Regions from separate parts of the Mus musculus genome. Here regions 2 and 3 are each linked to region 1. Evidence: chromatin loops called from intact Hi-C (ENCODE). Cell type or tissue: heart. All regions are shown on one strand.

Region 1 (8,000 bases):
GTGGAGTGACTGTGGCTTAGGGGAATTATGAGAGTGGTGGGGTTGGGGGCAGGGGGTACTGGTTGATTGGGTACTTGTGGTGGGATCGACCCAGGGCTCTGCACATGATGGCCAAGTGCTCTACCACTGACCCACATTCCCAACCCTAGGGAAATGGAGTTTTTATATACAACAGTGGAGTTTAAGGGAGGCACTCATTTGATCCTAGGTATCGCTCAGGGTAAGTGTGGGGAGCTCACAAGGTATTCATTCCTGTAATGCAATGGCTCTCAGCCTTTCTATTGCTACGACCCTTTAATACAGTTCCTCATGTTGTGATGACCCCCAACCGAAGCATCATCTTTGCCGCTACTTTATAGCTGTAATTTTGCTACTGTTATCTGTTATGAATCCTAACGTAAAGATCTGATCTAGGGCTCCCAGGGGGTCGAGGTCCACAGGTTGAGAACCACTGCAGTAGCAGGAGACCCAGCAGTTAGTTATATGTATCTGGTTTCCAGAGTGAGGTTAGAGCTGCAGACTCAACACAGCTTGAGTGTCAGCAGCACAGAGATGGCATTTACAGATGCTGATGAGAAAGAGCAGCTGAGGGCTCCAGTGCGCCTGTCCCCTCCACACCCATGCGGAGGTTAAGGAAATAGCAGGCGGAAGATACCTTCATAGACTGTCAAGTGTTGTGCACACTGCAAGAACAAACAGTATGACTCTGACCCGGAGCATAAAATAGAGCAAGACTGAAAGAAGTATGGGTAAATGGAGGGAGAGCATCATGGGATTCTGTGGGCCTGAGAAACCCATTATTGACACTCTCTCATTTTATCCACCAGACACTGCTGAGGTCTAGGAGGATATGAAAAGCTTGTTCCAGGTCATGCAGTTCCTCAGGAGCCTAGCCATCCTGGACCTGAGGCTTGAACTGCCAGTGTGACGCTGTTTCCACCACACAGCACACCTGCTCACGGTTCCTGCTTGGGCTCTCTCGGAATCTCCTAACCAGGGCCAAGTAATTCTTCAAACATAAATCTAATTATATCGCCTTGTGCTTTTTACACATGCTATTTCCTCTGCCTGGAATACTTTGCTTCCTCCCACTTCTGTCTGGCAAATTCCTGCCCCATCTTTCATTCCCGGTTAGAATAGCCCTTTTCAGGAAAGAAGTCCTGAGCTTGTCTGGTAGAGCTGGGCATCGGCCCTCCAAGTGCCCGTGGGGCGCTTGTCCTGGGGTTTCTCTTGAGCTTACTGGGGTTTACCCCCTTCACTGACTGCCTGTGAGGGTCTTCCTGTGACCTCTCCACCTCACATAGTGAGTGACACATTTAGAGGGAAGGAAGGAAGGAAGGAAGATCCCTCATGGTAGTTGAGGACAATAGCCAGGCTGTCATTTAGTGACACTTCAGTTCCTCTGACCTGAGTGTGCTTTTGGTTCACAAAGTGACAGTGACTTCTGAGATGGGCATTTGCTTCCTTGTCATCCCACAACACAACGAGCAGGCAATTCTGGGACCGCGAAACAATTTGGACATTATAAGTGATGGCTTCTTTTTTTGTTTTCAATTTTCTTTCTCCTATCAGTATACAACTGGCTGTTGTTTGCCTTTTGCTGTTAGACAAGATTTGTGCTTGTGCTGAGGCTAGGCACAGGCATTTGCACACACACACACACACACACACACACACACACACACACACACACACTGCCTCTCTTGGGAAAAGCTATACTATACCGGTTTTCAGAGGGAGTCACTCGGAAGGGAGAAAGGGAACAGCCTTGTCCTCTCAGCTTTGCCACCCTTGAACCTGAAAATGTATACTTCTTAATCTCTTGGAACCTCAGCTCTAGATAATTCGGGAATTTCTACATCAAGGGTGAATGCTAAGAACTCTGGTCACCCGCTACGTTCACTGCTCTTTGGCTTGTTTGTTTGCGATAATTTGGTATTAATTACTGTATTTACATTCAGCTTAATTAACAGTGTTCAGATAGGTGGAGGATGGCTCTTCCTAGGAGTAATTATTGCAGAGGTTATTGCAAAGGTCTAAGAAAGTGGCAGGAGCTGCTGCTGCTGCTGGAACCAGCGCTTCGGATTTTGTCCCAAGTACAATAATTCTAAGATTCTCTCCCGGCTAAGTTGGCCAAGCACCAGGGTATGCCTGGAGCAGGTGGTGAGCCAGGCTCAGGAAGAAACTGTCCCCTTTCTTAGTGTCCAGCCTCTGGAGCTCTCTGGTATTGAGAGTCCTTGAGTAATCACTGGTAATCAATACAACACAGTAGGATGCAATTAGGATTAATTAGCTCAGGGTTGCGAGCAGGCTTGCTCCTCAGCCTGTGTCTCTGAGTGTCTCCTTCTTGGCTCCTCCTAAAGATGATGATCACCTTTTCTGTTTCCCCCAGACAAGGGTGTCGCCTTTTCTCTTCCTGCGCCAACCTCCCTCCCCGGCTCATTCATAAGGAGAGGGGAAGCCAGGAAGGGGTGTGGGAAAGGCGGTGGGAAGACGGTGTGAAGGACGGAGGCTTTCCAAGAGACAGTGGTGGCCCGCAGAATCATCCAGAAGGCATTTGCCTATTTTCCCAGCCAGCCAAACAGCCTCCCCTCACTTCGTGCAGCTTATGGAACATTATGGTTTTGGTTTAATCAAACGGTGCTTCTAGGGCTTGGAGAGATGGCTCAGCAGTTCTCTTGCTGTTCTTGCAGAGGACCTCAGTATGATTCCCGGCATCCACACCAGGGGACTCACAACTGCAGATCCAGGGGATCCAATGTCTTCTTCTTGTCTCCACGGGCACCAGAACACACATGGCATACACTCACACAGACACACAAGCCAACATATAGAATGAAAAGAAATCTTTAAAAAAGATGTTTTATATTCCACATCTTTGTATCTTTGCCATGGTAAAAACAATCCTCTAGGGATTGGGAGTGTGGGGGAGGGTTGGGCCAGTGTGTATAGCATGGAAGAGGTCCAGAGATTCTAGAAACTGGCTTCTACTCTCCAGATCTCTTGGTCTGTGTAGCGCATACTGCTTCTTCAGAGCTGACCCCCGGCTTAGATGTGTCTGTGCTCAGACGACGCTTTCTCCCCATCCCCATCTTTGCATCTCTCTTTGGGTCCAGAATAGGTTTTATCTTTGTGAGTTCTTCTTTATGCAGCACATTACGAGCTTCAGCATTTTTCTGTTGCCCTAGAAAGACTATCTCTCTGAGGTCTGGTACTGTTTCCCTTTTCACAGCACCTCATAAAGGGCTTCCTTAGAGCACACCCTTTCTGTTCCACTACCCTGGAGGTACTGGAGGGAAGCATCCCGGGATTCCTACTGCCTGCATCCTGGGACTCCTACCGCCTCCATCACTATCTCCATCCTTCTGCATTTTTCCGAGGTTTCATTTTGTAACACGAAGTGCTTCACCTGGAATCGGTTCTAATTCTCCAAAGCATTCCAGAGAGACTCTTAGCGTTTTTATTCCCCTAAAGCATTATTTGGCGGTTTTCTCTGGTTTTCTCTTAGAAGCACACTTCTCTTGTTTTGATTGTTCAGGTCCTTTGTCTTTCCCACTTTTTCACTTCCTTAGCTCACCTTATTTTATAATTAAAGTACCTCTTCTGTTCAGCAGAGGGCTCCCTTTCCATCCGTGCTTGTAGCCCTAGCATCTAGGATTTGAAGCTTGCGCTCCTCGACTTTCTCTGTCGACACTAGATCACTTAACTTGGAAACAATCCCACCTAGCTTGGTGTGGCTGCGCTAAGGGTCCCTCTGCTGCGGACATTACTCCGTTCCTCTAGGATTGAACATTCTTTGGATACCCTCCCAGTGTTCCTGAAGCCATTTCACTCCCTGGATCCCCTGCTGGTTCTTCATACGAGGTTCGGTAGGGTGCACATCACTAACGTCAATTTACAGCCGAGGAAACTGAGACTTAGAGAGATTCACCCAAGATCTTGTAGCTTGTGAGGTTAACTAGCAACCGGTCAGCTCTGGCTTTTCGGTCCAGCCCAGCAGCTTAGCATCTCGCTGTTGCTGGAGTTGATTACAATCTCCCGGGTTTAGTACGCGGTCCTTTTCTCATTCATATTTCAAATCCACAGGCAGAAAAATGTTTCTACACAGCTAAAGGGGCTGGGGTATTGGGGACCCCAGGGTGTGTGTTGGGGGGAGAGCTTTCTCAGGCTCCAAGTTGGGGTCGGTTTGAGATGGGGATGGCAGAGAACGGTAAGGTAAAACCTAGCAAAAGATGGCAAAGGCTAGAGACCTAGGACAGAGGCAGCTTCTGTCCACCCATCCCCATAGCTCGCAAGCTAGGGGCCGGAGTTCTGCTAGGGGGCGAAATCGGGATGCAGGGCGCCCCCTCGCGCTCTCCCGCTCTCCTCCGGGCTGGCGGGTGAAGCGCCAGCAGTCGCAGGTCCTCTCCATCCCCCTCCTCCTTTTCTCCCCCGCTCCCCTCCTTCTCTCCTCTGGCTTCCAACTCCTCCCCCACGCCTCCCCCCCACCCCACCGCCTGCTCCCTCACTCTCCTCCTCCCGGCTCGCTCCGGCGCGCGGGGTCTGGAGCTAGTTGGAGCGCGGGGGTTGGTGCTGGAGCCCAGCTCCGCCGAGCCCCGCCGGTCGGCCGCGCATCCAGCGGCTGTTGGAGCAGCCGGAGCGCAGCCGGGCCCGACAGGAGTCGGAGACTGCGGCGGAGCGCTGAACCCGTAGTCCGGAGCCTTGCTGTTCGGCCGCCCCATTCCCAGACCGGCCACCAGCCCTCGGGTTCGTCGCTGTGGTCCGCACCGCCCTGAGCCCAGGGCCGCGGGGAGCCCGGCACCTGCGCGTGCTGCCGGGAGGTGAGTCCGGGAGCTTCCGGAGCTTTTTCCCTCGCCAGCTGGGGCTGTGAGTTGCAAACTTCAGCAACTAGGATAGGTAGAGGGGTGGGAGTCCGGGGGCGCTGGTAAGTTGGAGGCACGTTGGGGAGGCTTCAGGGGGCTGGAGCGCGGGTCCCGGGGCTGTCTGGGGCTACCTCGGCTGGGGCGCCACCGGAGCTGCTGCGTTCCTGACACCCGCTCGCTCTGGCTTCTGGCTCCACTGGGCTGCGATCAGCGCGTCTAGGCTGCAGCCGCGGCGGAGACCCAGATCGCGGGCCTGGAGTAGGGGGACTGACCAGGGAAAGGCTGGGGGAGCGAGGGGGCAAAGGAACGGAGACTGGGCCGAGACAGAGGTTCAGCAGAGGGCGGGCGGGGAAACCTGGCAGAGGAAGAGTGCGGGCGGCGAGGCGCGTGGGAACGCGTGGCCGGCCCAGAGTGTGAAATCTCCCGCGCAGGGACGTCCCCCATGCCGCCGCCACCAACCCGGCCCTCGCCTGATTCTTCCTAGACCCCTCCACCCCCTAGGCTACTCCAGCCTTAACTGGGCCCTTCGGAGCCCACAGTGTCCTCTAAGGCCCTGGATGGAGCAGCCCGGGGCCCCTTGCTCCTGCCTCAGCCAGTGAAGCGGGTGCGGCGGCGGGAACCTGGGACTAAAGGGGCGATTTCCTGATTTATTTTTCTCATGGTAATTTGTCTTTGTGATTGGGGCTGCCCATTCACTTTCCGCTCACGTCGTGCGGGAGATCCAGCGCGGAGGGAGGGATGGGGGGGGGGGTTGCGCTTGGGCACAAGGAGGGATGCGAACAGGAAAGGGGATCCGGGGACCCGAGCCGGCGGGAGCGGAGACAGAAGTAGCAGCAGGACCCGCGGAGAAAAAGCGAAGGTGAAGAGGATCGGCAGAACGATGTGGGCTCCGTTGCGGGCCTCAAACTTTAAAGAACCAGACGACCACCTGAAGCGCCGATCTCATCCCTTCTGGTTGCTTTACCGGGGCCCGGTTCTGAGTCGTCTCGCCCCGTTGCGCCAGACATGAGTAGGCGCTGAGTTTGGATCTGGAGCGGTGGCCTCGGGACCTTGCCCCCAGGCCTGCGATCCTCTTCTGGCTTTTGATAATTGGAGAAGAGCCTACAGAGCGCATCTGGTCAGCCCACCTTTAGTGGGCCATGCGCTCTTGGTCAGCCAAATAGGACTGGGGTATTGGAAGTTTGACTGTGTCTAGAACCTACACGATCCTGCCTTCACTGGCCCTAACTCCGATCTCTTTTCTCCACCCTTTTGTAAATTCAATCTCCTTCCACCCGTCTCTGCTCTCCCATTGCCTACCCGCATTCTGTACCGACTTGGACCTCATTCTGCGGTGCTCTGTTCAACCTCCCTACCTACCCACCCCCATCTTTTAGTCCACCCCTTTCCAGTCTTCCTTACCCCCCCTTGTTTTTTTTTCTTGGCATTTACAAGTGGCTTCTTGTCTTTCTGGAGCCCACGACCTTGAGGAAGGGGCAGAGGAGAATTCGAGCTTTAGAGTGGGACCTCACCAGTACGAGGGTGTGTGGGAGGGTGAGAGTAAGAGGCTTGGAAAGAAAACACCCTGTCTCAAATCTAGCTTCTTCCCAGTGCAGGGGAAAGAAGGGTTAAAACCAGAGTACAGTGGTGTGTGTGTGTGTGTGTGTGTGTGTGTGTGTGTGTGTGTGTGTGTGTGTGAGAGAGAGAGAGAGAGAGAGAGAGAGAGAGAGAGAGAGAGAGAGAGATCTGTGAGCAACAAGAACCTTCGACTTTCTGAGCTTTAGAGAGGATCCTCCAGGAGTAAAGGTCACCTGGGCTCTGGCAAATCAAGAAAGGTATGTGTACCAGGTGTGTGTGTGTGTGTGTGTGTCCCCTTCCGTCAGTCCTTTCTGCCTATCACCAGCTATCGCCACCAGTTTAGAAAGGAATGGCAGGCCTCCCATCTCTACCTCTCCACCAACGTGAACCTCAAGCATCTCTAAATCACCTATGCTGTGCAACACACAGTATTAGGTGCTGATAAAAATAATGTTGAGGTTCAGGGCAGAATTCCTGCTCAGTGAGGCTTGGTGCCCAAGCGGTGGGCTTAGGCTTTCCTAAGAGAACATTGGCTTGGTGAGTTTGATGGAACAGGACTGGGGTCCTTCCTCACCAGCTGCCTGTTTACAAAGAGGATCCTGAAGGGTAAGGGCCTGAGAGGGAGAGTTCCCTAATGACAAGGGTCAGACTAGAAAAGGCAGGGAGATTGAGAGGCAGTCTGATTGATTACATCTTTACATTGGGATAGGATGGATCCCGGCTCGAAAGTCCTTTCTTCCATCGATTCTTTGGTTTATGTAGGCTTAGAGTTTTGTTTTGTTTTGTTTTTAGATTTATTTGTTTTACTTTATTTATATGAATGCTTTGTCTTCATGAGTGTATGTGTACCATGTGTGTGCCTGTTGGATCCCTTGGAACTAGGACCGTGGATGGTTGAGAGCCACCATGAGAGTGAATCCAGGTCCTCTGCAAGAGCAACAAGTGTCTCTAACCACTGGGCTGTCTCGCCAGCATATTCTCCTTGACCCTTTGAGACAATAGCCTAGGCTGACCTCAGACTCGACACTCCCCCTGCCTCAGCCTCTTGGGTGTTGGGATTACAGGTATGGATTACCATGACTGGCCTCGTCAGTCAGCTCTTCTCCAGGTTAGAGATGGTAGAGGGCTCCAAGACTGTTGTTGCTGAGGAGATCACAAACTTAGACTCTGCAGAAAGAAAGGCAGGCAACAATGTGATGATCGCGGAGGCAATTAGAATGGATGGGTCTAAGGACAACTGGATGTTGAAAGCCAAACTATCCAGATGAAATGGTCCAAACAAATCAAACTTGTGGCTTTTAATGATCTGACTCACTATATTTACAGGCTAAAAAAAAAAAAAAAAATCGGGCAGTAGTGGCACACGCCTTTAATCCCAGCACTTGGGAGGCAGAGGCAGGTGGATTTCTGAGTTCGAGGCCAGCCTGGTCTACAGAGTGAGTTCCAGGACAGCCAGGGCTATACAGAGAAACCCTGTCTCAAAAAAAAAAAAATTAAGATTCTAAGACATGAGTATATCTGCTCTGGAGGGGCAGGCATGATGCTATTATGTTTCTCTGTACCTCGGGGAGCCACTGGAGT
Region 2 (8,000 bases), 180 kb after region 1:
AGCTGGGAAGGCAGCGGCAATTATTACATCAGAGCTGCACTAGAACTGTTTCCTGTTTCCCGTTGAAAGTAACTTTGTAAATGAAAAAAAAACAAACAAAACAAACAAAGCAAAACAAAGCAAAGCCTCCTTGGGAAATGAAGACAGAAGGAAATAAAGTACAGCAGCAGCAGCAAGCGGTAGAGGGAAACTTCCACAGATTCTGAGCAGGCTGAACATAGCAAACTAAACATCTCAGGGGACAGAGAGGACGGTCAATGCCTAAGAGCTTGCCACTCTTGCAAGGACCCGAATACAGCCCCCAAGACCTGCAGGGTGGCCAGCAACCACCTATAACTCCAGAACTGTCTGGTGTCTGTGGGCACTGGCACTCACATGCCCACATAAAAATAAACCCTGAAAACAAAAAACCAAAGCCCACCCATCCAGATAGTCAGGCTTACTTCACTGTCTAGACAAGCAACGGACTTTTAAGGTGTCCTGCTTCAGTCTCTCAGTCGCTGGGTTACATACAGTGTGTCCACCTGGCCTGGCTCTCTGGTTCTGTTACCAAGCTCACCTCTCTTTCACGTCATCCCACTTCTTGATAAAGGGTAACTGCTGTAGCCCTCAGAACCTGCTGCAAGTTAAGCCCAGGTGAGGTCGTCAGGACTGTGGCGATGTCATTAGTGACTATGATTTCCTTCTGGGCTGTTAATTTGCAGGCACCCTTGTTTAGCCTCTTTGCTGGCATACTTTAGTCCCATAAAAATTGACTGTTTGCTATGTTTACAGTTCCGTATGGCTGAAAGGCAAAGTAATTATCTTGCAGAAATGAAGCACAACAAATAATCCTTGAAAGAGTGGGCCTGGAGACTGGTTGTGAAATGATACCAGCACGTAGGTTTATCAGACACTTTCCAGACCCCCAAATTATTTATGGCTCGGAAGAAGGCAGTGTACTATTAAATCATGAGTGCTGACTGACTGCCTTCTGAAACACAATTCTGCCCAAGACTTATTTCTCTTGAACATCTCCACAAATAAATATTACATGATCTTCCACACTAGATCCTTTGAGCATTTTATTACTTCCAGAAATCATTTTTAAAGCGTCCTTTGTATGTGCATGCAGCAGGTGCTCATGTGTATTTGTGCCACAGGACACGTGTGAAGATAACCTTGGGTGTTAGCCCTCCCCTTCCACCTTGCTAGAGACGGGCATAAGCCTGGAGAGCTGGCCCACGAGAGTCCAGGGTTTTCCTGTCCCTGCCTCCCGTCTCCTCTGCAGCACTGGACTCTTTGCTGGCAGCTGCACCTGGCCTTTGGCATGGGTTCTGCAGGATCAAGTTTGGGTTTCCACACTCGTGTGCCAAGTTTTATACACGGAGCCCCTTCCCAGCTCTCATGACCATTACACCCAGAAGTCTCACACACCTGTTCTCTTCCTGGTTCAGTTTCTAGTTTCTTTTCTGATCCGTTACTCATGGCCATGAGTGAGAGTTGTCCCTTTTAAGTTACTCTTTATCATATTTCCTGAAAGCTTTGAGTCACCTATTTCTTTAAAAATGTTTAAAAATCATATTCATTGCTCTGAGGGGCCATGAGTATGTTTTTAATTTCTGCATGCTATTAAAATGGGGGCAGAATTGGAGGGGCATGTGTATGCTTTGACTTTTTATGTGCCATTAAAATGGGAGTAATTACTGTAATAAAGTCAAAACGCATGAAAACAAAGCAGCTTACTCTCTGGCCTATGCACAGGGCCCAACTTTCAAACAGTTAAAAAGGCCTCCTTTCTCGAGGTAACACAGGCACTACCTGTGGTCAGATATTGTTCTAAAGGGCGTCTGTCCAGCAGGACACCTCCTTTCCCTCTCACCCTGGAGTTGCTGGGTAACACCATCGCACATTCTAGTAAGTAGAAATGAAATTAGATGAATAATCGCTCCCAAGGCAACTTCTATCAAACAGTCAAATTGTATTGTTTCAGCAAACTCAACGCAAAAGCGCTAGCATTTTTCAAAATGCCACTTTGCAAGCATTCATCCATACAGTAAAAAATGACTGTGTGAGTTGTGGCTAACAGGGCTAGACATCTCATTCTCAGATCAGGTGAGTAATGTGCTCGCAACGGTTGTTCATAGCAAAAGCCTCTAGATTTTGAAGCTCACGTTATCTAGTCACGAGGTTATTTATTTGTCCTGTTGTAAACACTTCAGTTAATTAATAATGCAATTTTAAACACTAAGTTTTCCTAAGGGGGAAAGAGTTGCATAGTGCTGACAGCTTCCAAGAGGATGTGTGCGAGCAAGTACATCTATCAACCCCCTGTGCCTTCAGAGACAATGCTATGACCTAGTTTTCCTTCTGCAGAGGTGGCAACTCTAATAGCAAGATCTGTGGGCTACACAAAGACTAATGACGGTTGTCGTAGGACAGTGCTGCAAGCAAACTTAACTAGCTTTTAGCCTGTTGTGTCCACAGTTGTGTATACAGTCGTCACGGTTTAGTGATGAGGACGCTCTGAGGAACATGCTATCTGATGGTTCACTTCTTACTGTGACACTGAAGTGCTTGGACACGAAGGTGGGTGAGATGCTGGGTTGACGACAGTCCTAGGGGCTCCTGCTATAGACAGTTGTCTACAAAGCCAAGCTGTGTAGCCACGACTGTCTCATGTATTTCACTGACTCTCCTGACTTATATATTATAAAAGCCCGTCAGAGCAACACTAAGCATTCTCGGAAAGAAAGATTTCACATTGCCTGACTAAGAATGGCCACTAGAAAGAAACATGAATTTGCCAGTACTGACTTTAAATATCAACTGCAAAGTCTAGATCTGTCCGTAATTAGATTCTGTAGTAAATTCCCTTTCATGGAACCTCTTTCACTTAAAAAGAATTAGGTCAGATTTTTACAAAGGCAGAGGGAGTACCTGTGATAGATTTATTAAAATTCCCCATTGTTCCATTAAACCGTGCCCCTTTGCCTTCCCCGAAGCTTGTGCAGAATGACAGAGTGACAGCTCTATCTACTGAGGCTCGGGATGAGATAATGCACTCCCCCTCCCCCTCCCCCTCCCCCTCCCCAGGCGGGGCTGGGGACAGAATCTATGAGGCACACATCCATGCTCCAGATCTTCAGGCTGGAAAGGAGGGCAAGTTACACTTAGAGACCTGCCTGCTAAGTGCTACTCGGTATGAAGCAAGAAGCTCTGAGGCTGCAGAGGGGAGCCGGCACAAGCTAGTTCCTAACCCAGGATTTTACTAAGTTAAAACTATCTTTCGGGAATATCTAAGTGACATTAAAAAAATGGACTTGCAAGTGAAAACAACAGTAAAATGCACATAAATATCATGACGTAAGTACAGTGAGCGTGTCCCTGAAGATGGGAACATCAAACTCAGCCTTCCCCTCCAGCCCTGATTTATGTTAGAAGTCTGCCTCTGCTCTTCCTGTCCAGGGCACTTCATGTCAACCAGAGGCTGGCAAATGTGGCCTTCTCAGGTCAATCACACCCGTGGGAGGTTAAAATGATGTACAATTTTCAAATACACCCTGCCCCCTGACTATAGAAGGTATACTCACTACACAAATCCAAAGTTAAGTTCCCTCCTAATGACTGCGCTGGGGTGACATTGAGCCTGACCTTTACAGTTGCCTTAGTGCTTTATAATGAACAACCAACAGTTGTCACCAAGCACTCAAGATTATGTTTTGTTAAAGTCTCACACATGCGCACTTCTAGATGGGATCCTGAAAAAAGTCTGCATGTGATTCCATGGATGAGAGAAGTTGTAAACTAAAACGGATCCATCTGAGTGCTGCCCAAGTGCTAGACTACACCAGAATGGAGTGAAAGAAAAAAGATTGGCCCAGTGAGGTGGAAAGATGGCTCAGCAGAGAACACCAGCTGCTCTTCCAGGACCTGGGTTTGATTCCTTGCAACCACATGGCAGCTCACAACTGTCTGTAACTCTACTTCCAGGGGTTCTACCGCCCTCTTTGGGCCTCCATGGGCACTGCATGCATGCATGTCGTACACAGACATACAGCAGGCAAAACATCCATACACATAGGATTAAATAAAAAGAAATCTGACTCAGAACACTGGCCTGATTGTGACCCCATGTAGGAATACTGGTATATAAACAGTCACAGGTTTTTAGTCAGCGTCTAATTATTACACTGGATGCCTAGGCTTCAGAGCTTGAGGGGGCTGAGAGAAGCATTCTCTTTTTCCAGCACCAGGAGGGAATTTAACTTGTTAAACTTTAAAAAACCAAAATCACCACCAACAATAACAGCAACAAAAACCCAAAAAACTCTTTGGACTTTTATCTGAAAATTAGATCTAACTACTATTTATTGGCTGATTGAGACTGTAGGTATATGTGTGGGTCCTGCAGACTGAACTCAGGCTGCGGGGCTAGGCAGCAAGCATGTTTACCCACATGCCATCATGCAAGCTTGCCACCTCTGACCTTAATGCTTACTTAGTATGGTGTCCATTTTTCACGGTGCTTTCAAAGCCAAAAGAAATTGCTAACAACTGCGCTGATCACACATTTAGGTGGAAGCAGTTCAGTAGGTGTGTATGTCCTGACAGCACAGCAACCATTTAAAGAGTACTATCCACAGATTGAGAGAATGACCACAATACTACAGGTGTGTGCATCTGATGGGCAACTTAGAGCTCCAATTCCCAATCACATTGATTACTGCCACATCATTTCCTGCTCTAGATCATCGCTGTAGGGATCTGCTTATTACTACAACTGCTAATAAACTAGCTTCTCAAAACTATGACATCATCAGAATAAACCCCCGTCTACTGACACTGGGCACTTCCCTGGCCTAGAATCCGGTAGATGTCAGTGCCCAGTATAGCCCCTATGAGTTTCCTGGGGCACTCTGACCTTATATGACTGCTATCGTCTCTGTGAAAGTGGCTGTACGTCACTGCTGCTGGTGTACAGGTCCTGGTTCTAATACCAGACTCAGAGATCCAAAGTAGGATGTGCAGAAATTCTAAGCTACACTGGGTGGGGGTGGGGGGTGGGGGGTGGGGGCACATGCCGCTGGAAGAGTGGCCCCACAAAACCTTCAGATTCTTATTTACTCCTACTTATCAAATGCCGGTGTGACATTAATCCCTCAATTTATTTCACAATAAATAATCCTGTAATTGAGCACGGAATCCACTGTGGCTAAAAATTATTTGCAATATGAATCAGATACCTGCATCTTAAGCAATCTTTTTATTAGAAGAGAGGAAGGAACAGGCATGGAGTCCTTGCCTTCCTTAGTAAGCCATTACAGGAATCCAGGCCAGACCCTGGGTGGGCAGAATGATGCCTCTCTCCACTAAAGATTGACGTTCCCGTCTCTGGAACTTATCCATGTGTTACCTACCTTACAGGAAAAGAGGATTAGGCCTGAGATAGAATTAAGGTTGCTAATAACTGGAGTCTGAAACTGGGAGATTATCCTGGATTATCTGAGTGGGTCCACTGTAAACCAAGATCCCTGAGAGCAGGGTGGCAGGACAGAAGGACCAGATGCAACTGTGAGTGAAGTCACGGGGCTGATATCACCCGGAGGTGAGGGGAGAGACTCTTCCCTAGAGTCCCAATGACCCTAAAAGTTTTAGCCCAGACACCACGGGTTAAAAGCTTCCCACTCCAGGGGTGCACCGTAATAATCTGAGCTGCTGCTGAGCCGTTGCACTCCTGTAACTTACTACAGCAACCTTAGAACTCATATTAGTAATAACAGTAGAAGTAACAGCAACTATAAATATTTCTGGCTATTTACACAAACTAAGTAAGGTGGCTACAGCTTCCAAAACCCAGAAATCCCACTTTATGCAGAAAATGTGATGACTCCATATAAAACAAGGCACCAGGCCAGGTCAGAGACTGCGTGCCAGCATGCTTCAGATCCAACCGTGCTTTCTCTCTACCGTACCGCTTAGTAGCAATGATAAACAGGAGAAAAACATGCTATGCTCTGGTGTGAATTTTACACAAAAGTAAGCATTTTCATGATATATGAATACTACAAAGTGGCCTTATGCAAAATATTCAATTACTTCTTGGACTCTTCTCATCTGGATGTACATACACACACACACAAGTGCGTGTGTGTATATATGTGTGTGTGTATACATATACACGCATGCATGTGGCATGTACAAATATGTGTGCAGTTGTTCATGTACATAGGCTTATATACATGTGGAGTTGATTTTGATTTGGGGTGTCTTTCTTCAATCCCATTCCACTTTATTTTTTGACACAGGGTTTTCGGCTGAGCCTGGAACAGACTGTCTAGCCCGTAAGGTTCATGGATCTGCCTGTATCTAAGCCCCGAGTCTCTAACGACAACAACAACAAATCTACTCTCAAACTCTGTGTACGGGCATGGGTATGTTCACGAGTCCAGTTGCCCTTGGAGGCCGGAGGCATTGGCCCCTCAGGAGCTGGAGCTCCATGTGACCATGAGCCACCTGACACGCATGTTAGGAAGTGACCCTGAGTCCTCTGCAAGAGCTGGGCCACGTCTTTAGCCTCTCATCCTCACCACTTTACACAGGTTATGGGGATCTGATCTCAGATCTCTGTGCTTACCCACAGGCCTAAACAACTGAGACATCTCCATACACACACACACACACACACACACACACACACACACACACACACACACACACACACACACGGAAGAACTGCAGAGAGCAGGACCGGGGCTATCGTCAGAAGACGTACTTTCCTGTGAACTGAAAGCCTTTACCTCAAGCCCCGAAGCAACCTGTGCTTACCTGTTGTCAAAGGCAAGTGGGTGATGCTGTTTAGGCAGGTCAGGGTGAACCACGTGGACGACAGGGTAGCCCCAGAAAACAGGAGGAGCAGGATCAGTTTCAGCATGCCCCGGATAAAATCCGCAAACCTGAAAAGAAACAATATCAAATCAATCCTAGCTAGACTTCTCAGTACTGTTTAAATTGGCAGCATACTTTCTTTAAGCAACCATTTCTTGAATTTTCACTGCATAACCTTAGAAGCCAGCTATGAATACATATTTCCTTCTTTTTTTGTTACTTAGGTTACTTTTATAATAATTTTCCCTCTTATAAACTGTTTGGAGTCTACAGCTCACAGAATAGAATTTTAAATTGACTTTTATTCTATTTTTATGTTTTTTCAACATTTTATAATGAATACACATTAGCTCAGTTTTAGAGTTGACACTGAAGTGCAAAGCTGGCTCTTCTAAAACTCACACCCCTGTCATACACACAAGCGCCTCTGAGCATCCCTCCTCCAGCTGGCCCTGGCCCTGCTCTCCCTCCTGCCCCCTTTTCCAGTTGGGTAGCTGTGCTCTCTTCTCTTCCATGTGAAGGCTGGTTCCCACAGCAGGGTTTGAATTGGGGACTTCCCTGTAGCGGCCTTTCTGCTGGAAACACTAACACCTCAGGCCCTTGTGTGGCCCCACTCCTGCTCCACTCACCCAGGAGTTGTTCAACATGGCCCTTCATGCTCCCTCAAGTCCTCCCCTGCAGTCTGCTTTAGATCCTGTACTGGCTAGTTTTGTGTCAACTTGACACAGCTGGAGTTATCACAGAGAAAGGAGCTTCAGTTGAGGAAATGCCTCCATGAGATGCAATTGTAAGGCATTTTCTCAATTAGTGATCAAGGGGGAAAGGCCCCTTGTGGGTGGGACCATCTCAGGGCTGGTAGTCTTGGTTCTATAAGAAAGCAGGCTGAGCAAGCCAGAGGAGGCAAGCCAGTAAAGAACATCCCTCCATGGCCTCTGCATCAGCTCCTGCTCCCTGACCTGCTTGAGTTCCAGTTCTGACTTCTTTCAGTGATGAACAGCAATGTGGAAATGTAAGCTCAATAAACCCTTTCCTCCCCAACTTGCTTCTTGGTCATGATGTTTTGTCCAGGAATAGAAACCCTGACTAAGACAGATCCCCACAAGAACTTTTCTCGGTTGGAAATTATTTATTTC
Region 3 (8,000 bases), 110 kb before region 1:
CTTAACCTCTGAGCTATCTCTCCAGTCCCTGATCAGGATGTTTGTGCCGTTCTGATGGAGATACAGGCCAGGGGCATGAGCTGAGGAGAGACACCATGTCAGCTCCCACTGCATTGCCTATCTAACAAGTCCCAAGGCAGTGTCCTACTCTGGGGAAGGGGGTGGTAGGGGCAGCAGCGTTCCACTCACATGGGGCGTGGAACATGACGAGGACAGAGGAGTGCTCCTTCACAAACTGGTCAAAGTCTTCATCGGTCAGGTGATAAACGGAGCCGCCCTCATCTGCCCAGGGAGTCTCGGGGACCTGGGGCTGTGGTGGCAGTGGACTGGAAGACCAAAGAAACAGGCAGAGCTCAGAGCAAGCCCTGGGGTCTGAACAGCCCTTATCAATCAAATCCAGCCCCCTGGACACATAGCTCCCACACCAAGATCTTTTATACACTGGAAACTGGATCCAGAGATGGATGGAGAGGGACTGCCCTGCCCATCTCTGCCTCCTCCCCAAGCAGAAAGGTACTTAGCTGATACCCATTGCGCATGGCCACATGGCTGTTGTTTGCTATAGCTTTCTGAGACAGCTCAGGGAATCTTTTTTTTCCCCGGGAGTGTTTGCTAGCATCTTCAAGGTAGAGCAAACTTCCAGCAAGTTGGCAAGAGCAAACAGCTACGGTGCCCAGTAAGCACTGTGGAAGCTGGATGTCCTGCTCTGAGCCACCCACTGGTAGGACACAGGAGGAAGAAAGAAGTGAGGCTAAAGGACAGGAAAGAGCTCTCTGGTTGAGCAAGCAGAAGGTATGAATGGGGGTGGGGTGGGAGGTGAGCACTGAGCCAGAGGGAGACCAGGTTGGTGGTATACACCCCAGCAGAATCTGCACTGCCTTACTAATTCTTCTAGAGGCGGAGAACAGATGTTCTCCGAGCCCGCATCAACTCACTGGCTGCCAAACCCTGGCAGTTACCTGATCTTTCAGGAGCCTGTTTGCTTCACAGAGAACCACACATCAGTGTCTATAGCCCCTAGTGCTAAGTGGAGGGAAGGCCCCCAGGTACCAACTTCCCCGCCAGGACGAGATGGCTGGTGCCATGAGAGCCCTGCTGCTTTACTGCCCGGTACCTTTGCCAAAGCACCTCAACTGCAGCTTTGAAAAAAAAAAAAACCCTTTGGATGACAAATGTGAATAGACAAGCGTTGTTCCCTGCCTGTAAGTGCCGACAGCAGGGAACACTGCAGTGCTCCAGCAGGCAGGGCTGGAGAATTAATCAGAGAAGAGCGACTCGGGCTCACAGAGAAGCAAAAGCTGGTTCAGAGTCTATGAAGACTATGCTGGCTCTGTGGACTGAGCTGCCCTAAAAGCCTCAGTCTCGCTGGTCTCCAGAGAGCGAGCGAGCGCGGCAAAGCCTTTGGTTGCTTTGCTTACTCGATGTCAGATTGTAACTGGCCTGGCTAAAGAGCTATAGTTGAATCTCTCAATCTGACTATCAGACTGTGAACAAGGGAGGCCAGAGACTTAAGAATTCCTCTGGAATCTCATGCCAGGGAAAAGGAAAGGGCGCTTGTTGGAGCAGGAACCGGGCTCCCTGAAACAGATTTCATCCAGTTCTACAGTACACACTGAAACCCAGAGGAAGATGGGTCAATAGTTGGCAGGACCAAGTTTGGTCAGGACTGCTTTCAGGTATCCTTGGTCTTCTATTCAAACATTCATCTCACATCAGAACCCCAAAGATAGACTGGCGGGGGGCGGGGGGGGGGGAGCGGGGGTGTTTACTAAATCCCTTTGTCGCTCTTCCCAATGCGGCCAGGTTGAAAAAAAAAATCTCCCTTTCTGCTTTCCACTTATTTACTTTTGTTTTTGTTTTTGAGATAGTGTCTTACTATGTTGCTCTGGCATCCTGGAATTTGCTCTGTAGTCCAGGCTGGCCCGCCTCTACCTGCTGAGTGCTGGGATTAAAGGTGTGCACCACCACATCGGTCTGCTTTCCACTTTTAATTTGGTTCTTTCACTGCTTCCTGAGGACGGGCGGTAGGACCTGACTTGGGACACAGGTCGTGATCCCTACATTCTGTAACAAGAAGGTACTGGCGGTAGATTCTAGCACTAGGAAGTCATCAGCCAGGCACCAGTTCCGTGATATCTGGCTTCTTATATCTGGGCTCAAACTAACAACCCCCCCAGTGAATATCTACAGCAGTCGGATGTGGTAGCGACACCTTTAATCCCAGCAGAGGCAGGTAGATCGTTATGAATTCAAGACCAGCCTAGTCTACACAGCAAGTTCAGGCCAGCTAAAGCTACACAGTGAGGTTCTAGCTCAATCACAGTAATAAGTTAATTTTAAAACGTTGTCTATGGTAGATGATTTGCTATGAAGAAAGTAGGGGTCAGGGAGTATACGCCTCAGTAGGGGAGAGCTAGGTACACTGTCAACCATCTCTGCAAGTGGAGGGCTGAGCGCTGAAGAGGAACACATCGTATTCTTCAGGCAGTAGCATGGACAGCCTGCTGGCCAGGCACACAGCCATCTATGATTCACTAGCTCTTGTATGAAGAGGGGAGGTAAACTGCTCCTGTTTGCATCTGCTAGGAAAAAAGGCCCTGAGACCTTACAAGAAAGAAGCTGAAGCTGTTACCTCTGGGTGGGACAGGGATAGCAGGAAGGGAGAAGAGGGCAGAAGTTAAAGCCTCTCAGGGCATACTGGAGTATCTTAGAGGTTTTGAAAGTTAAATGAATGTAATCTAGTTTTTAAAAAAAATCAAAGTAATTTTTAAAACTCCACCAGAGTTACTGAGAACCTAACGATATAAGATGCAAAAGCTATGTCTTGGCAGCGTGGTAAGAAAGATCCGGAGACGCTCCCACTTTAGAGACTACCCTAAAACCACAAAGGGGTTTTGTTTGTTCTGAACATAGAGTAATCCCACAGAAATGAAAACAACAGGAAATGCAAAGAAAAGAAGTCGCTACAGTTTCCGGAGCTAGGGAAAAAAAAAATCACCCAGGCAGGAGAAGCCACATTCTTGAAGTTGGGGTAAAAATGGGGTTGTCACTATAACTGCTCCCGAGGAGCACACATGCCACAGACAACTGGGGGATTATGTTCAAGAGAACACTACAGGAAGGGCTCGATTGTAGGAAAATGTGTACAAAAGAGGGGGTGAGCAGAGGTCTGCATAGAGCGCCTGCCTGCCGGCAAGCGGAAGGAGCTATCCACGCCACCCCAGGCAGCCAGCTCTCTACAAACAGGATCCCTTCCTCTCCTTCCTATATCTTGTACCCCACGCACAACAGACAGATAATAAAGGCTCACCAAGTAAAGAATGAAGAAACCTGGCTAAAGGACACAGATGTCCGTGAGTTCTAGGCCAGCCTGGTCTACGTAGTGAGTGCCAGGCTGGGATTACACAGTGAGACTCTCTCTTTCAAAAACTAACTAACCTACTAAATAAATAAATAAATAAAAATTTAAAAGGCCCTCTGAATAGAGAAATTATAATTTATTTTCTATATCTCTGAAGAGAAGGAACACCAACCAGTAGAAACTCCAAAGAGGAGCCCTGTGTAACTCTCCTCAGCAGACAGCAGAAGCAGCAGTGACAGCAACTGTACTGTCACGCCTATGACCCCAGGAGCCTAGCTAAGCAACTCCAGCTTAAAACATCTACCGGACAACGGCCTTTTTAAGCTATTTCTCTGGTCCTTCCATATGGACGATGGGCAGGAGATGCTCTGTAAATTTACAAAAGACTACCTAGACATTCCTAGATAGTCACAGATAACTTGAACTCAAAATGAGGCAAAGGGCTGGGGTTATAGCTCAGGGGATAAAAGTGCTTAGTATACAAGTGTGAAGATCTGGGTTCAAATCCCCAGAGCCCCTATAAAAAGCCAGGCATGTTCTCATGTAACTAAGCCCAGTACTCTGGAAGGTGGACACGGGAGGCTCACAGGGCTTGCTAGCTGCCAGCCCTCGCTCTAGATGTGCTGAGAGACCCTGTTCCATGGGAATAAGGCAGAGTGATAGGGCAAACAGTCGACATCTCCTCTGGCCTCTGCACATGCATTTGTTCCCGCACAGGCCACACACACACACACATGCACGTACGCACAAACACAACACACTCTTACAAATCCACACAACTTAAAAAGCAAGAACAGTGAGATAAAGGACACTGCGGGTAATTGCTGGGGCACGATGGCCGTCTCCTCAGTACCCTTCCAGGACTCTGACTTTCAGGCTCTCTGAAGATCAGACAGAGTATCTGTCTCGGGCTCTCCCATAAGGACTGAAAAGGCCACCCATAAGCTCATCTCTGGGAGAAATGTGAGTCACAGTAATAGAAATGCAACTTGGAGCAGCAGGAGGCAAGAACACTTGGTGTCTGCAAATTCAGTTTGCCTATGATTGGTAAATAAAGGCTGAAGTGTACGGCTAGGCCAAAATGGATGACTGTCTACACCCCCTACCTGCATGCCACACCCAACTCAGAGACCTCTAGAATGACGAGGGGGTGCAGGTCCTATGATGAGTGTCTATCTCAGAGTCCTTGTGCCCACAGAGGCCAGGCCTGATTCTAGGGAGGGCAGGTTCTCTCTGGGGCTTTAGACATTACTGGGACAAACAGCCAGGATGGATATACCCCAATCTTTTAATTCTTGGCTGTACAGAGACCCTGGAGAACAGCTTAGCACCAGGGCAGTGGGTTACATGAGGTCCTCTATTGCCCGCTAGGATTGAGGGAACCCGTAAAGACTTAAAATACAAGAGACAAGGAGGACTACACATGGAGCTGGACACACACAGTGGAAAGTCTAGAAGGAAATTCACCCCCAAATATCTCTGGGTAATAGGGCACAGAAGTACTTTCCCCTCACACTTTAAAAGTATTTTTCTACGAGAACCAGCTTACTTGAAAACCATTAACTCAGAAAAACACTTAGAAATTCAAGGTAGTCGGCAACAGGGGAACATGGCTGACTTTTGCTGGGGCATGAGGTCAGCAGCTCACTGCGTGTCTTGAAAGTGGCCTATCTTTTCCTACTTGGGGAAGGCACTGCAGTGTGCCCCAACACTGAGTGTTCACACCTGTCCAGAGTGTGGCTTCAAGGAGCCCAATTTTTCCTTCCTGATAGTTGGCAGCTTCTCTGGCATCTTGAGACTACAGATACACAGGGCTGACAGCAGGGGTCCCTGACCCGGAGGAGGAGAAGAGAGGAGGTGGGAAGGAGAAGGTGTGGTCAGAAGTGCCCCAGGCAGGCAGCCTGGAAGTGGGCAGACCAGGTCAGTGGGGTTGGGGGTTGAGGGGCTGGGGGAGGGGGAGAGCAGGTGGATATATTGAGGCAGAGAGAGGATGGAGGATAGGTAGCAGGCAGGCTCTAGTGGAGAGACGGCAACCTCCACAATGAACCTCCAACTGATGAGAACACCCCATGTCTATGATAGCTGGCCACTCTGAATGCATCTCCCCCACCCCCAAACAAAACCTTATCCTTCAGAGAAAGAGGCGAGGGTGTTTTGAAATGAGAAAAGGTTAGATAGAGATAGGGGAGGGAAGCGGGCAGATTTTATGCTCCGGTGACAAATGAGATTGCTATTTGTTGAAACCTTTCCCCAAGCGGACGGAGATATGTCAGGCTGTAGGGGAGTACACACTTATTATCAAATGAAAAAGGGAAATGGGAAAGGGAAGGTTAAGACAATGAACACATAGTCACAGGGGCTGCAAATGAAGTAACCGACAGGGACCGAGATGTGGAAATGCTTCCAAAAGATAAAAGCTAGGCAAACACAGGTGGACTGGTGCTTCATCTCCTTGCCCCCTGGGAGTTGAGAGAGACAGGGCCTCAACCTTCAGAACTCCAACAGAAATCCTTAGGGTTTTGGTTTGGTTTTTTAATACAAAAATCCATTCTTTTCACAATTTCTGAAAATACATGCCTTGAACCTCTAACTAATAACTAATTCTTTAACCCTAGGGTTTGCACTCAGGATCCCTAAGGTAAAGATGCCAATATATATTAATGAGCTGCTGACTGGGGAAGGGATGAACTCTGAGCGAGTGGAATCCCAGGGTGTCTCCTGGGGAGCTGGGTCAGCTGTCCTGCCACCTACCATCTCGGGCAAGACGCTCCATCACTCAGCCATGAAACAAGGTAAAACCACCTTCCCGTCAGTGATCTAGTGACAAGAGTACTGGGCAAGAAGCTCTGCTGGGTGCTTACAATAGGGTCTGTCACAAAGCAGAACCCCCAAACTGTAGCTTCCATTTCTACATGGATGCACAAATATCCGAACATGGGAGCAGGGTGGTTACTGGGGAAAGGGTAGTCTGAGGGCTCTAGGAAGGCTCTGGTGAGGTTGGGCTTATGTTAGGAAGACTGGCATGCTCAGTGGGGTGACAGACAAGACATGGCAGCTGGCCTGGCTCATGTCACCTGAGGTGGGGGGTGGGGCTGGCAGAGCTGTGGGATTTGATGTCCAGAGATGTAATCATAATATAAAACAGGGTTTGACGGTTGCCACGAAGCAGAGTTGGGAGGGGGTGTCTCAGAGTCAAAGGCATTACAGTGTTCCAGAGTAGCTTCACAGCATCTGATACAGTGTTGTTTTTTAAATAAGCACTCAAGTGACAGTCCTATTTTCAGAGAGACCTCCACTGAACTCTCTGAAACTTGACATGCAGGGTGAGAAATACTTCTATCCATCACACAGTGGGGGGGCAGGGGGTTCTCAATTTGAAAGGGAAGACTTCTGACTTGACTATGCCAAGGCAATCAACAGGTTGAATAGACCCTCCCCATGAAGAAAGAGAGGGAGCGGCAGACCCTAGACAGACCCCATCATCACAGATCAACAGCTCAGCAAGTCCTCATAGCTCCTGCACTCCCTACCACAGGTGCCCATGGGAAGATCAGCCATGCAGGCAATATATCCATCAGCCTTCCCCGTCCCTGACCTCTTCTCCGGCACAGCCCTGTGAGTGAGGGGCTACCCTCAGCACTGAAGATGCTCCCAACCCAATCCCTGATAGACCCAAACACAAACGCCCAACTCACTTCTTCAACCACTCCACGATGTCCTCGGCCGTGGACCCATAGTTCTCATACGGGAACAGAAACCGCCCCTTCCTGTGAAAAGTGGGAGACAAAAAGGCTCAGCAAGGGACACCAGTGCCATCAGGGGGCGGCACACTCCAGAAGGGATGGGGAAACTTACTCGAAATAGCAGATGGTAGGGTAGCCGCGGACATTGTACTCTTCCTTGATGTTCTCGAACTCTGATGGGTAGACGTTCATCCCAGCCAGGACCTGAAAGAACAGAGACTGTTCTCCAACCTGCACCTCCACGCATGGGACAAAAGCTTGTCAGCTGGTGTGCAACTGGGGTAAAAGGGCTGTCTGAACCAGCCCAAACAACAATGGAGAGCTTTGGAAAAGCCAGGCATCGGGGGTTCCAGGGCTGCCCTCCAGACAGCTGCCCCACAAGAATGTAGGAAGTTTGGCCTGGTTCTTCCTCCCACCCCCATGGTTCCATCTTCCTCCCACCCCCATGGTTCCATCTTCCTCCCACCCCCATGGTTCCATCTTCCTCCCACCCCCATGGTTCCATCTTCCTCCCACCCCCATGGTTCCAGAATTAAGACTTAGACTCAAAATATATTTACAAATACCTTAGCTACATAGCTAGGCTCTTCTCTGACTAGATCATAACTTAGATGAACCCATTTAAGTCTAATCTTCATTCTGCCACATGGCTGGTCACCTGTGCTCAGGTACTAGTGTCGGCCTGGTCATACCTTCCCAGGCGAATCTCCCGTACCTGCTCTATCCCAGAATCCTTTCTGCCTCCCAGATGCCCCACCTTCTATTCCACCCTTTCCTATAGGCTGTAGGGTTTTTAATTGATAATTGAGATGTACGGATGCATCGTTCTAAGCTGTGGGAACAGTGGCTTTTGGACACACTGAGCCTCTCTACGAGGGCCTTGGACATCTTCCTGG

What was found. A loop is a pair of places that touch in the nucleus more often than their neighbours do. Peaks named below come from ENCODE experiments on the same cell type or tissue, not always from the same donor. Only the 100,000 strongest peaks of a DNase experiment are listed, where the experiment ranks them.
Region 2: a loop joins it to region 1, with 2.7 times the contacts of the local background. A loop is called at or near these places in 4 of 42 quality-filtered maps.
Region 3: it touches region 1 in a loop (2.0-fold over the local background); 4 of 42 quality-filtered maps call a loop at or near these places.

What each region holds. Positions count from the first base shown.
Region 1 is chr16:35,536,783-35,544,782 of GRCm38, forward strand. It overlaps Sema5b (sema domain, seven thrombospondin repeats (type 1 and type 1-like), transmembrane domain (TM) and short cytoplasmic domain, (semaphorin) 5B), which reads left to right and starts at 4,580. Exons shown (of 22, transcript NM_013661.2): 1 at 4,580-4,820. In heart, CTCF peaks have their summits at 3,622 (motif pointing right) and 4,345; no DNase peak of the experiment used is centred here; H3K4me3 peaks cover 2,974 bases; H3K27ac peaks cover 1,420 bases; H3K27me3 peaks cover 7,080 bases.
Region 2 is chr16:35,712,505-35,720,504 of GRCm38, forward strand. It overlaps Slc49a4 (solute carrier family 49 member 4), which reads right to left. Exons shown (of 9, transcript NM_153550.4): 7 at 6,808-6,935. Among named protein-coding and RNA genes, the nearest start is that of Gm25967, 5.7 kb to the right of the region's middle. In heart, a CTCF peak has its summit at 4,009 (motif pointing left); no DNase peak of the experiment used is centred here.
Region 3 is chr16:35,422,677-35,430,676 of GRCm38, forward strand. Pdia5 (protein disulfide isomerase associated 5) reads right to left here. Exons shown (of 17, transcript NM_028295.1): 9 at 7,217-7,308; 10 at 7,057-7,128; 11 at 190-326. Among named protein-coding and RNA genes, the nearest start is that of Gm25079, 45 kb to the left of the region's middle. In heart, no CTCF peak of the experiment used is centred here; no DNase peak of the experiment used is centred here.